Linked DNA regions of Homo sapiens: regions 2 and 3 are each linked to region 1. A link is a loop called in an ENCODE intact Hi-C map of the cell type or tissue named here. Cell type or tissue: mammary epithelial cell. All regions are shown on one strand. Links, peaks and the distances in the headings refer to the core of each region. The heading gives the core; the rest is flanking DNA.

Evidence for each region. Hi-C counts contacts between places; a loop is a spot of excess contacts. Peaks named below come from ENCODE experiments on the same cell type or tissue, not always from the same donor. Only the 100,000 strongest peaks of a DNase experiment are listed, where the experiment ranks them.
Region 2: it touches region 1 in a loop (13-fold over the local background); 5 of 110 quality-filtered maps call a loop at or near these places.
Region 3: it touches region 1 in a loop (10-fold over the local background); 12 of 110 quality-filtered maps call a loop at or near these places.

What each region holds. Positions count from the first base shown.
Region 1 is chr9:31,302,258-31,305,953 of GRCh38, forward strand. No RefSeq gene overlaps it. Among named protein-coding and RNA genes, the nearest start is that of LINC01243, 77 kb to the right of the region's middle. In mammary epithelial cell, for the core only: a CTCF peak has its summit at 1,707 (motif pointing left); a DNase peak (open chromatin) is centred at 2,494; H3K27ac peaks cover 1,505 bases.
Region 2 is chr9:31,798,523-31,802,218 of GRCh38, forward strand. No RefSeq gene overlaps it. Among named protein-coding and RNA genes, the nearest start is that of LINC01243, 420 kb to the left of the region's middle. In mammary epithelial cell, for the core only: a CTCF peak has its summit at 1,684 (motif pointing left); no DNase peak of the experiment used is centred there.
Region 3 is chr9:31,135,183-31,138,878 of GRCh38, forward strand. No RefSeq gene overlaps it. Among named protein-coding and RNA genes, the nearest start is that of LINC01243, 240 kb to the right of the region's middle. In mammary epithelial cell, for the core only: no CTCF peak of the experiment used is centred there; DNase peaks (open chromatin) are centred at 2,169 and 2,819; H3K27ac peaks cover 1,810 bases.

The DNA of each region.
Region 1 (3,696 bases), core at 541-3,040:
ACAGGTGGGAACTAATTTAAACTAAAGGGCTTCTGCAAAGCAAAATAACAACCAGCAGAGTAAACAGACAACCTCCAGTATAGGAGGAAATATTCACAAACAATGTATCCAATGAAGGTCTAATATCCAGAAACTATAAGGAACTTAAATCAACAAGAAAAAAAAAAACATTAGAAAAAGGGCAAAGGACATGAACACTTTTCAAAAGAAAACATATGAGCATCCAGCAAGCACATTAAAAAATGGTCAACATCAGTAATCATTAGAGAAATAAAAATTAAAACCACAATGGGTTACCATCTCACACCAGTCAGAATGGCTGTTTTTAAAAAGTTAAAAAATAACAGCACTATTCACAATAGCAAAGACATGGAATCAACCTAGGTTCCCATCAATGGTGGATTAAATAAAGAAAACTTGGTACATATACACCATGGAACACTACAGAGCCATAATAAAGCACAAAAAATGTCCTTGCAGTAACGGGGTTGCAGCTGGAGACCATTATCCTAAGTGAATTATCATGGGGACAGAACACCAAATGCCACATGTTGTCACTTTTAGGTGAGAACTAAACACATGTACATAAAGACAGGAACAATAGAAATCTGGTACTCATAGAAGATGGGGGGAGTCATGGGCTGAAAAACTCTCTACCTGGTACTATGCTCACTAGCTGGATGACAGAATCACGAAATAAATCATATTCCAAACCTCAGCATCTTGAAACATACCCATGTAAAAAATCTTCAATTGTATGCCCTGAATTTAAAATAAAATAATAATTTTTTAAAACTTATGATCTTAACCATTTTAAAGATGCATAGTGTTATTAACTATATGCACATTTTGTGCAACGGATCTCTAGAACTTTTTTATTTTGCAGAACTAAAACTCTGTGCCCACTTTTTTTTTTTTTTTTGCCTTCTCCTTGTCCATGGTAATAACCATTCTACTTTCAGTTTCTCAGAATTTGACTACTTTAGATACTTCGAGAAGGGGAATCCTGTAGTTGTGTTTTTGTGACTAGTTTATTCCTCCTAGCATATTCTACAACACAAAGTTCATGCTGGCTGTAGGACATGATAAGATTTTCTTCATTTTAACCCTGAATAATCATCTGTTGTATGTATATACATTTCCTTTTTCCATCCATCTGCTGATGGACATTAAGGTTTCCTTTACATCTTGACTATTGTGAATCATATTATAATAAACATGAGTGAGTAAATATCTCTTCAATATCCTGTTTTCAACACTTTTGAATATATAACCAGAAGTGGGATTACTGGATATGGTAACTCTATTTTTTGAGGCATCCCCAAAGTGTTTTTTATAAGTGGCTCTACCAATTGGTATTACCACCCAAAATATACAACTGTTCCAGTTACTTCACATCCTCTTAACACTTGCTATTTTCTGTTTACCTGATTGTGGCCACTCTAACAGATGTGAGGTGATACTTGTGGTATTGATTTGCATTTTCCTGATGATTAGTGATGTTGAGCATATTTCCATATTCTTGTCTGTGTGTGATTTCTCTGATTTCTTGACTTTCTAATGCATTTATATATTTACACATCCATAAAACAACCTCAGATATTTGTCCAAATTATTAGCTGCCTCTTCAATTGTGTGTGTGTGTGTGTGTGTGTGTGTGTGTGTGTGTGCGCGCGACCAGACTTTTTTAGGAGCTGAATCTTTCTCTTTGGTGCCCTCTGGTGAATTTTTTTTTTAAGTTAATCTTTAGTTGCCACCACCAAGGCACATGTAGTAACAAATCTACAGAACTAATTGCTTTATTTTCTTAGGCATAACCAAGTATGTAAATTTTTTAGCACTGTCTACGAATCATTTATCTCTCATGTTCAGCTCTGCCGTGAGGTGTGAAATTATGTCTATTTCCACGTCTGTAAGGCAATAGATCATGATGGTTCCTGTTTATCAGCTTCCCTGGATTCCTGTGAAAGAGTTATCACAATGATATATTTTTTTAAAGTTTTGTGTAAACCCTATAGTAATTTACCCATCAAGTAACAGTCTAAGGCAGTAAGTCTTTGTTTCTTTCAAAAACCAGTAATCTCTTGTTGGTCTTTTGAAGACAACTTCACCAGAACAATTTGTTCTAGTAATAACACAATAATTTTCAAATCTGTTTGCCAGGTAGTGGCAGTATTAATATACCACACGTCTTTTTGTGGCCAGGGTTTCTAATTTCTTTCCATTACCTAAAGTTATTTTTTCCCTTTTATTTCCTATTACTTTTTAAAAGTTGTACAGAATAGTTATTAAGACAACTTCTCTTAATTTTCATGGATTATAGCCTTGTAACTGCAGTTACCTCAAAGCACTGTGCTTTGAAACGAAAGTGCACGTGATATTTACTTGGGAATAAGCTCATCTTGAAGCTATAGTCTATGTGACTTAATGGGAAAAGAATCTGCAAAATATGAGGCAACCTTGGAATTACACCCAGAAACTGCCATGTGTTAACTGTGTGACTCAGAGAAAATTAATTTCCTGATTTATAAAATGAGGATATTCCTGTCGTAGCAGTTTACTGTAATTGACTAAGATAACACATCAAATTCTGGATATGTACAGTACTTGACAGTAACAATTATTAGGCTGACTCAGGCTGTCTTTCTGGTTCTGTCTCTTATTACTGTATCCTCAGATCCAAGTCAATCTCTGTGAGGCTGTTTCTTAAGTACAGAAAATAGGGACACTTGGCCATTCAATCCCACTCAGTTGATACATAAATCAAATTACATAAAAATACATGAAATTAGTTTATAAACTTAGATGATCATCATGATAATGATAAAGAAATAATATTTCCAGAATAATTGCCGGTAGGCAATTCTCTGCTGTGTTTATTTGAATGAAGCTGTTATATAGTTATATTATAATTAGCATTAGCAGAATGATTTCAAGTGCAAATTACCACAATTAATATTTATTTTTATATTATTGACAAAGGCCAATATAATAGTAGCTAAGAGTTTACTTAATCAGACAAAAAGAAAAATACTCTGAAGCAAATGTCTCTTTAATCAATTGGCAATTTCGAAGTTAAATTACAGCATAATTAAGAAGCTATATAATAAAAGTGTATAATAAAATTATTGTTAGTAAAGATTAAGTACAAAGTAGATGGAATTTGTAAAATCTCACATTTTTTAGGATAATCTGAATAATGTCATGTACATAAATGTCTCACTTCACCCTGATAGATCCAGAATAAAATGTATTAATATGACTTTCTCACATGCCTCAAGTTAAATGTTTATAAGAACATGCTTTAAAATATGTGGAAACATAAAATTATAAGTCCCTTGTTTCATAATTATTTGTTATAAATTATAATTAAATAGAGGTACAACTGCCAGTAGTTATCAGTTATAAAACTGAAAAAGAATAGCAAATAAATGATCTAATTTCTTTAGGAGACATGTCTTGAGTACAATTTACATCCTCTTAGGCAAAGAACAAAAGAAAAACATACATACACATTAGCCAAGATTTATATGCTGTTTCTTTATGTCAAAAACTTTAAATTTATTTTTATCTAAAGTATTTTTCTGAGGATTAAGAGCTTTCTTGTAATATTGAAAATGTTGTGTTAGGTTAAAACTTGAGAATACAGTAAATTTATTAGGGGGATGCACGTTGCTTAAAATATTAGAAAACTAA
Region 2 (3,696 bases), core at 682-3,181, 500 kb after region 1:
CTATCTTTCAGTCTCTATAGGAAGGTAAGAACCTAAATTCCATGAGCACCAATTAGCAAATACAGATGGCCTAATCACATATGATAAACTTCCTTCTTGACATTCTCCCCTATTGGAATAGTCTTGAATAAAGTCTTTATTTAATTCTGTCCTCCAAATTTTTCTTTGACGATCTACAGCAGGAAACAAGTTCCATGACACAGCAACATAATAAGAACTAGAAAACGCTAATTACCATTGTAACTTACCATAAGGTAACTTGATTTTTGTTTCATGTAACTTTTTAAAAGGAGAATTTGAGACAATATGGGTAAATATATTGGGATTGTTGATTCTCAGATATGTTCTTCTAGATTCTTGGTTTAAAAGCACAGATTATTTAAAACTTACTTAAAACTAAGAAAAAAAGAGAAATGAATGAAGAAAAAAGAATTACAACTCCAATATCTGATAACAGAAGAATTATTTGGCATCTGTAGGTCAAGAGTATTTAGAAGGCGAAGAAAATTTCATCAAATAAAGGAGAGTCGAGCAAGAATGTTTACACATGAAATGTAAATACTATTTTAAGAAGAATTTTATTATTGTAGGAATCATTAATTCTTATAATACCAAACTGGATAAAACATTTTATAGCAATATATAGTTGCCTATTTCTACTGTATTAAGTAGTGATATAACAAAACAACAAAAAAAGACTTCCCAGTCTCTTTCATTAAAATGAAAATTGCATTGAATCTAAATCAGAAAGGTTTTGCATAAATTTGTAAATCAGATATTTGGGCATGTAAGGAAGAATCTAAATATCTTAATATGCATTGTGTCCACCAACTCCTGGGTTCTGCCTGTTTATATTAAACCTTATTTTTAACATGAAAATTGATTGAAAAATGTAACCCAAACAAGTGAATATATTAGCATACGGTAAAACAAATGTCCTAGTTTGAACACAGTTCTGTAGTCTACATCTACGTAAAATACAGCACCTAAATGTCAAAAATATTTCTGAAAGTTAAAGAAATGAGAACCAAATGGCAGAGTAGAAGTGAGTTGGCTTCACTCCTCCACCCACAGAAAACCAAAAACAAATATATAGTGCTGAGATTATCACCAGCAATATTCCAGAACTCAAATATGAAAATGAGACAGTTGTGGGAGCCAAAGAAAGGTTAAAAAAAATTCATGCAGACTGTAAGAGAATCAAACTTTTGATCCACAACACCCTTCCCCCAATCTGCTAGGCCCCAAGAGTGCAGAAAATTTTCCCCTGACTCACAGTTACTATACTAAAAAAAAAAAATTGAGATAGAGATGGACAACCAGCTTACCCACCATGTTGAATTTGCTGGCAAAAGGCCTGTCCCTGCCTCAACTGACAGAAAGCCTCACAAGTGCCTAAAGGGATAAAAATTCCTGATGACAGCTGGAGACAAAGGGGAGGTGGGATTACTGTCTCCAAACTGGAAAACACTGCTCTATATCTCAGCCAAAGAAACCACCAAATCAGAGTAGCTGTTCAGCAGCACCATGCTATAGGCACTATGTTACACAAGTCCCCCGAACATAAACCCCTAATCAGCCTTTCCACACTGCCAGGATATTCCCTTTGGGACCTCCCCAATTCAGGATGAACAGCACTTTGAAATTTACTGGAGCAGAGGCAAACCTGAACTTAAAGTGCCATCTAGTGCTAAAAACAAGGCAGTGACTTAGCAAAAAAGACATTAAATGGTGAGTTGCAATGGTATGTTGCAAAGAAATTGCTAAGCAAACATAACTAATAAAAAGAAAAACAAGATAGAGAACACTAGAATAAATAACTTATACCTGCATAGAATAAATAACATATCCCTGCATGTGAAGGCATAGATTTCTATCCACAATAAACAATAACAAGCAGAGAACTGTGATCTCTCAAAGTAGACAAAGCAAGAAACCAGAGACAGACTATAATGAGGTGGTGACAGGCAAGCTCTCTCGTCAAGAATTCAAAATAGAAACTTTAAGAAAATTCAGTGATCTCTAAAATTACACAGAAAAGCAACTCAGAAATCTATCAGAGAAATTTAACAGAGGTTTAAATAAAATAATTTAAAAATCCTGGATATAAGAAATATATTTGCTATACTGAAAAATTTCTTAGAAGATCTCAAAAAGCAGACTGGATCAAGCAAACAATCAGTTAACTCAAAGACAAGCTATTGGAAAATACACAGTCAGAGGAAAGAAAAGAAAAAAGTGGAAAGGAATGAGGAATGCCTACAAGATATAGACAATTACCTCAAAAGAGCAAATCTAAGAATTATTGTTGTTCAAGTGGGATTGGAGTAAGAGCAAAGGGGAGAAAGCTTGTTTAAAGAAATAATAATAGAACACTTTTTGAAACTTAAGAAAGTTATAAACCTACAGGAAGACCATAGGTCACCAAATAAATTAAACCCAAATGAGACTAATCTAAGGCATATAATAATCAAACTCTCAAAAATCAAGAACAAAGAGAGAATCTTAAAAGCAGCAAGAGGAGAGAGGCAAATAACATATAAAGGAGATCCAATTCATCTGACAACAGACTTCTCAACAACAACTATACAGGCCAGGAGGGAGTGGGATGAAATATTCAAAGTGCTGGAAGCACAATCAAACACTGCCAACTGAGAATTTTGGACCCTACAAAAATACACTTCAAAGATGGAAGAGAAATAAAGTCTTTTTCAGACAAACAAAAGCTGAGGGAATTCATAACCACCAGACTCATCTTACAAGAAATGCTCAAGGGAATTCTTCATTCTCAAAGACAAAAACACTAATGTGCAAAAAGAAAAGATTTGAAGGTGTGAAACCCACTGGTAAAAGTAAGTATGCAAAGAAATTCAAAATAGGCTGACACTGTAATTATGATATGAAATCCAGGCATAAATCTAGTGTAAGGACTAAAGGACTATGCAAAGAGACTTGTGGCATTTAACCCCTGCCCTAGAGGTCTATGGAACTTTGAACTTGAGAGAGATGATTTAGGGTATCTGGCAAAATAAATTTCTAAGTGTCAAAGTATTCAAGAGGAAGCAGAGCATAAAAGTTTGGAAAATTTGCATGATGTGGTAGAAAAGAAAACTCCATCTTCTGGGGAGAAATTCAAGGCAGCTGCAGAAATTTGCATAAGTAATGAGGAACCAAATGTTAGTCATCAAGACAATGGGGAAAATGTCTCCAGACCATGTCAGAGATCTTCATGACAACTCCACCCATCACAGGTCCGGAGGGCTAGAAGGGACAAATGGTTTCCTGGGCTGAGTTCAGGGACCCTCTGCTGTGTGCAGCCTTGGGACTTGGTGCCCTGTGTCCCAGGCACTTCAGCTGTCACTAAAAGAGACAAACCTACAGCTCAGGCCTTTGCTTCAGAGGGTACAAGCTCCAAGTCTTGGTGTCTTACCCATGATGTTGGACCTGCGGGTGCACAGAAGTCAAGAATTGAGGTTTGGGAACCTCCACATAGATTTTAGAGGATGTATGGAAATGCCTGGATGTCCAGGCAGAGGGGTGCTGCAGGGGCAAAGCCCTCATGGAGAACCTCTGCTAGGGCAGTGCTGAAGGAAACTGTGGGGTGGGAGCCCACACACAGAGTCCCCACTGAGGCACTGCCTAGTGGAGCTGTGAGAAGAGGACTGCTGTCCTCCAGACCCCAGAATGGTAGATCCA
Region 3 (3,696 bases), core at 682-3,181, 170 kb before region 1:
TGTATTTACTTATTTATGAGTGAAGTTAAGAACTTTTACTACCTTTATTAGCTATATTTGTTCCTATGAACTGTTCACTCATATCATTTATTAGGTTGTGTAAGTTCCATTAATTTCAAAGCCTTGTTAAAGTACCATGTTTAATGTCATTTCTTTCTTTCTTATAGTTCTCTATTTTTTTTTCCACATTGACCTATATGCCTATGTTTTTTTCCTAGTTAAACAGCTTTCATCTATTTTATGTCAAGTGAAGCAAATTTCCTTTATTTTTTTCCTTATTGTCATTGCCTGGAAATCTTTCAGGAAATCATTAATATTGGGATTAAAATTATTATTTTTATACTCAAGATTCCTGAAATGTTTATATAAACAATGATTTTTCTTCTACTTTTCTGACTCATCTGCACTGGTGCATTATTGCAATCATGTCCCGGGAGGAAAATGAAGTTGAAGAAAATTCAACATCATCATAATAATTGGACAAATCAAAATATGTCACATCAGCTAGCCAAATGAACAGTAATACAGTACTCTGCTGCTCTCGTTGGAGTCAGACAAACCTGAGTTTAAGTTCCAGTTGTACTATTTAATAACTTAGTAACAAAGAGAGGATGACATCATCGCTTAGGTTTCAGATTTCCTTATCTGTAATATGGGCACAAAATATCTTGCTTGATAATATGGGAATTCAACAACCTTTAAAGGCAGCATCAAATACTGGTTAGGAGCTCATATCCTGAAGGCAGGCATCTTCTTTCAAATTCTAGTTCAAACTTCTACTTCTCTGAGTTTATATTAATCAGCACATCAAAACTTTGTCTCTAATAACTTCTAGCTCTTTGATCATGGTAAGAAATATATTTTCTAGTATCTTAATAACTTCATTTGCAAATTGAGGATAATAGTGGTTTACTTTTTATTATTTAATAAATTAATAATTAAAAATGCATGATGCCAAATACTCAATAAATGTTAACTCTATTAATACTTGGCACTTATTTGACATTTACATAGGTCATTTAAAAGGAAAAAGAAAGAAAGAAAGGAGAAACGGAGAAGGAAGGAAGGAGGAGAGAGAGAAGAAAGGAAGGAAGGACAGATAGACGGAAGGAAAGAAGAAAGGAAGAAAGAGAAAGGGAGGGAGGGAGGGAAGGAGGAAGGAAGGAAGGAAAGAAGGAAGGAAGGAAGTTAGTTAACGCCTATCTTGGAAGAAAGCACTTTACACTGTTGTGATCTTTACTCATAAGTGCACTGTGAGAACTCTTCCTGATCCTCATACATGGAAGGAAGATGCATCTGTGATCTAGAGACTCTGACCCTCTAGGCCAAGGAGATACCATGTGAGCAAAATATAATGGCCCAGAATCATCTCACTTACACATCTAAGAAAGACTTCAAATGAAGCCCATTTACTGTATTTTTCATACCCAAAGTAGCAGAATCATAGCTCATTGGAGTAGCACAATCATAGCTCATTCTCTCCCAGACTAGAGTGTGGTGGCATGATCAATGGCTCACTGCAGCGTCAACCTCACAGGCTCAAGTGATCCTCTTGCCTCAGCCTCCCACGTAGCTAGCACTACAGGCATGACACATATAGTATTAATACTTTCTTCTACCTGTTTCCAAAGACATTGTAAAAAGACAGTGAGTATGTGTGTGCATGTATTTGTGTGAAGGTGTGTGTGTGTGTAACAGGAAAAATATAATATAAATCTCCTTCATTTGGGCAGATCACAGAGTCATTACGCATAAAAGGAGAGGAAATAATGTCAATTTGGATTTGTTTCAAACTACTTTTATACGGACTTACTCTTAAAGCGGCTAAAAATTAGTGCAAAGTTGCAAACAGGTAGCATATAGGTGTTTGAACAGGGCTATCATTTTTCCTTGTGTCTCATGCAGCTGTGTGCAAAGTGTTATGATTTCCACAACTCAGTTGTAGGAGTCTCAGTCCACTAAGTCAGAAAGTCTGTGGACTCATGTCTACACATGAAAAGTCTAAGTACTAAAATAACTGAAAACAAACCTTTTATCAGGCCATGTTTACCAGACTTCGTGTTAGGGTTACAGGCCTGGAAATTTTGGCTTCGTCTATGCAGTATCACTCTCTTCTTATCTACATTCATGCGTCAGTGATGAGAAGTTTTTTTCTTTATGTCCACCCATGGGTTTTCTGTGGCCAGGCCTGACCACAGCTCACCACAACTTCATACTCAATTTCTCTGCCCCAGCACATAGTTAGGCAATGTGTCATTGCACAGTAGGAATCCAAATCAAATAACTCTGAACAAAGTCTCTTGTGTAGGTGGATTCTATACTTGCTTTTGAACGTTAAAAAAGAAAAGGAAAAATATTGCTGAATGTGCCTCCTACCATTTTCTATAGCACTGACCTTCACACCTGACCCAGATGGAAATAAAACATCCCTTACCTTTTTTTTAAATGCTTTAGAACACTATGTGACTAAAGAGGAAGTTTTGTGAGAATTATTTTTGCCACAGTCCTTACAGTTGAGAATGGCCCGAGTTTTATTTTGAAATCATCAGAGGATTTAATCATTAAATAATTGTTTACTATGGGACTTGGTTAACAGTAGGGATAACTGAATGAAATGGTTAAGCAAAGAGCATATCTACACGGTTAAAACAGGACTATTTTTTTCTTTCCTTTTTTTCTTTTTCAATTTTTTTTTTCTAACCTTGCTCTGTCACCCAGGTTGGAGTGGAGTAGCACAATCATACCTCAGTCTCTCCCAGGCTAGAGTGCAGTGGCATGATCAGTGGCTCACTGCAGCCTCAACCTCACAGGCTCAAGTGATCTTCTTGCCTCAGGCTCCCAAGTAGCTAGCACTACAGTCATACACCACCAAGCCTGGCTACTTTTGTGTGTGTGTGTGTGTGTGTGTAGAGACAGGGTCTCAGTATATTATGCAGGCTAATCTTGAACTTCTGGGCTTAAGCAATCCACCCACTTTGGCCTCCCAGACTGCTGGAATTACAGGTGTGGGCCACCATGGCTGGCTATTTTTTTCTTACATTTTTTAATGACCTTTCCACCACAAATGAAATTTACACATTATGTTTGATATTTATTTTATTTAAGATGTCAGAGGATTAATATCTTAACATTTAATTTGGAAATATTATATATATAATATGTACATATATATTTGCATACCAAAGTACAAAAAATAAATTGTCTTCAAGTGGACTGTATTATCGACTTTAAATTTGATCAACTTTAAATAAATTATGGTCCACAAGTACTATCACATGACAATTTTCTGATTAGCTGAATACATATAGGACAGACATTAAAGGCTGTTAAAAATGCTATCAACCAACTTTGAAAGAGATCACTTCGTAATGTGAATTTAAAGTTTAAAATTTTAAGATGAATAAAACAATATCACTCCTAAAATAAAATAAGAAAACTCAGAAATTTGTTATAAGAATATCAAAATATCTTACAGAAATTAGGAAGAGAACCAGAGACACTCGGTCCTACTTGAGGGTGGAGGGTGAGAGAAGGGTGAGGATCAAAAAACTACCTATCAGGTATTATGTTTATTACCTGAGTGGTGAAATAATCTGTACACCAGCCTCCCAAGACATGCAATTTATCTATATAACAAACTTGTGCATGTACCCCTGAACCTATAAAATAAACGTTTTAAAAAAAAAGAAATTAAGG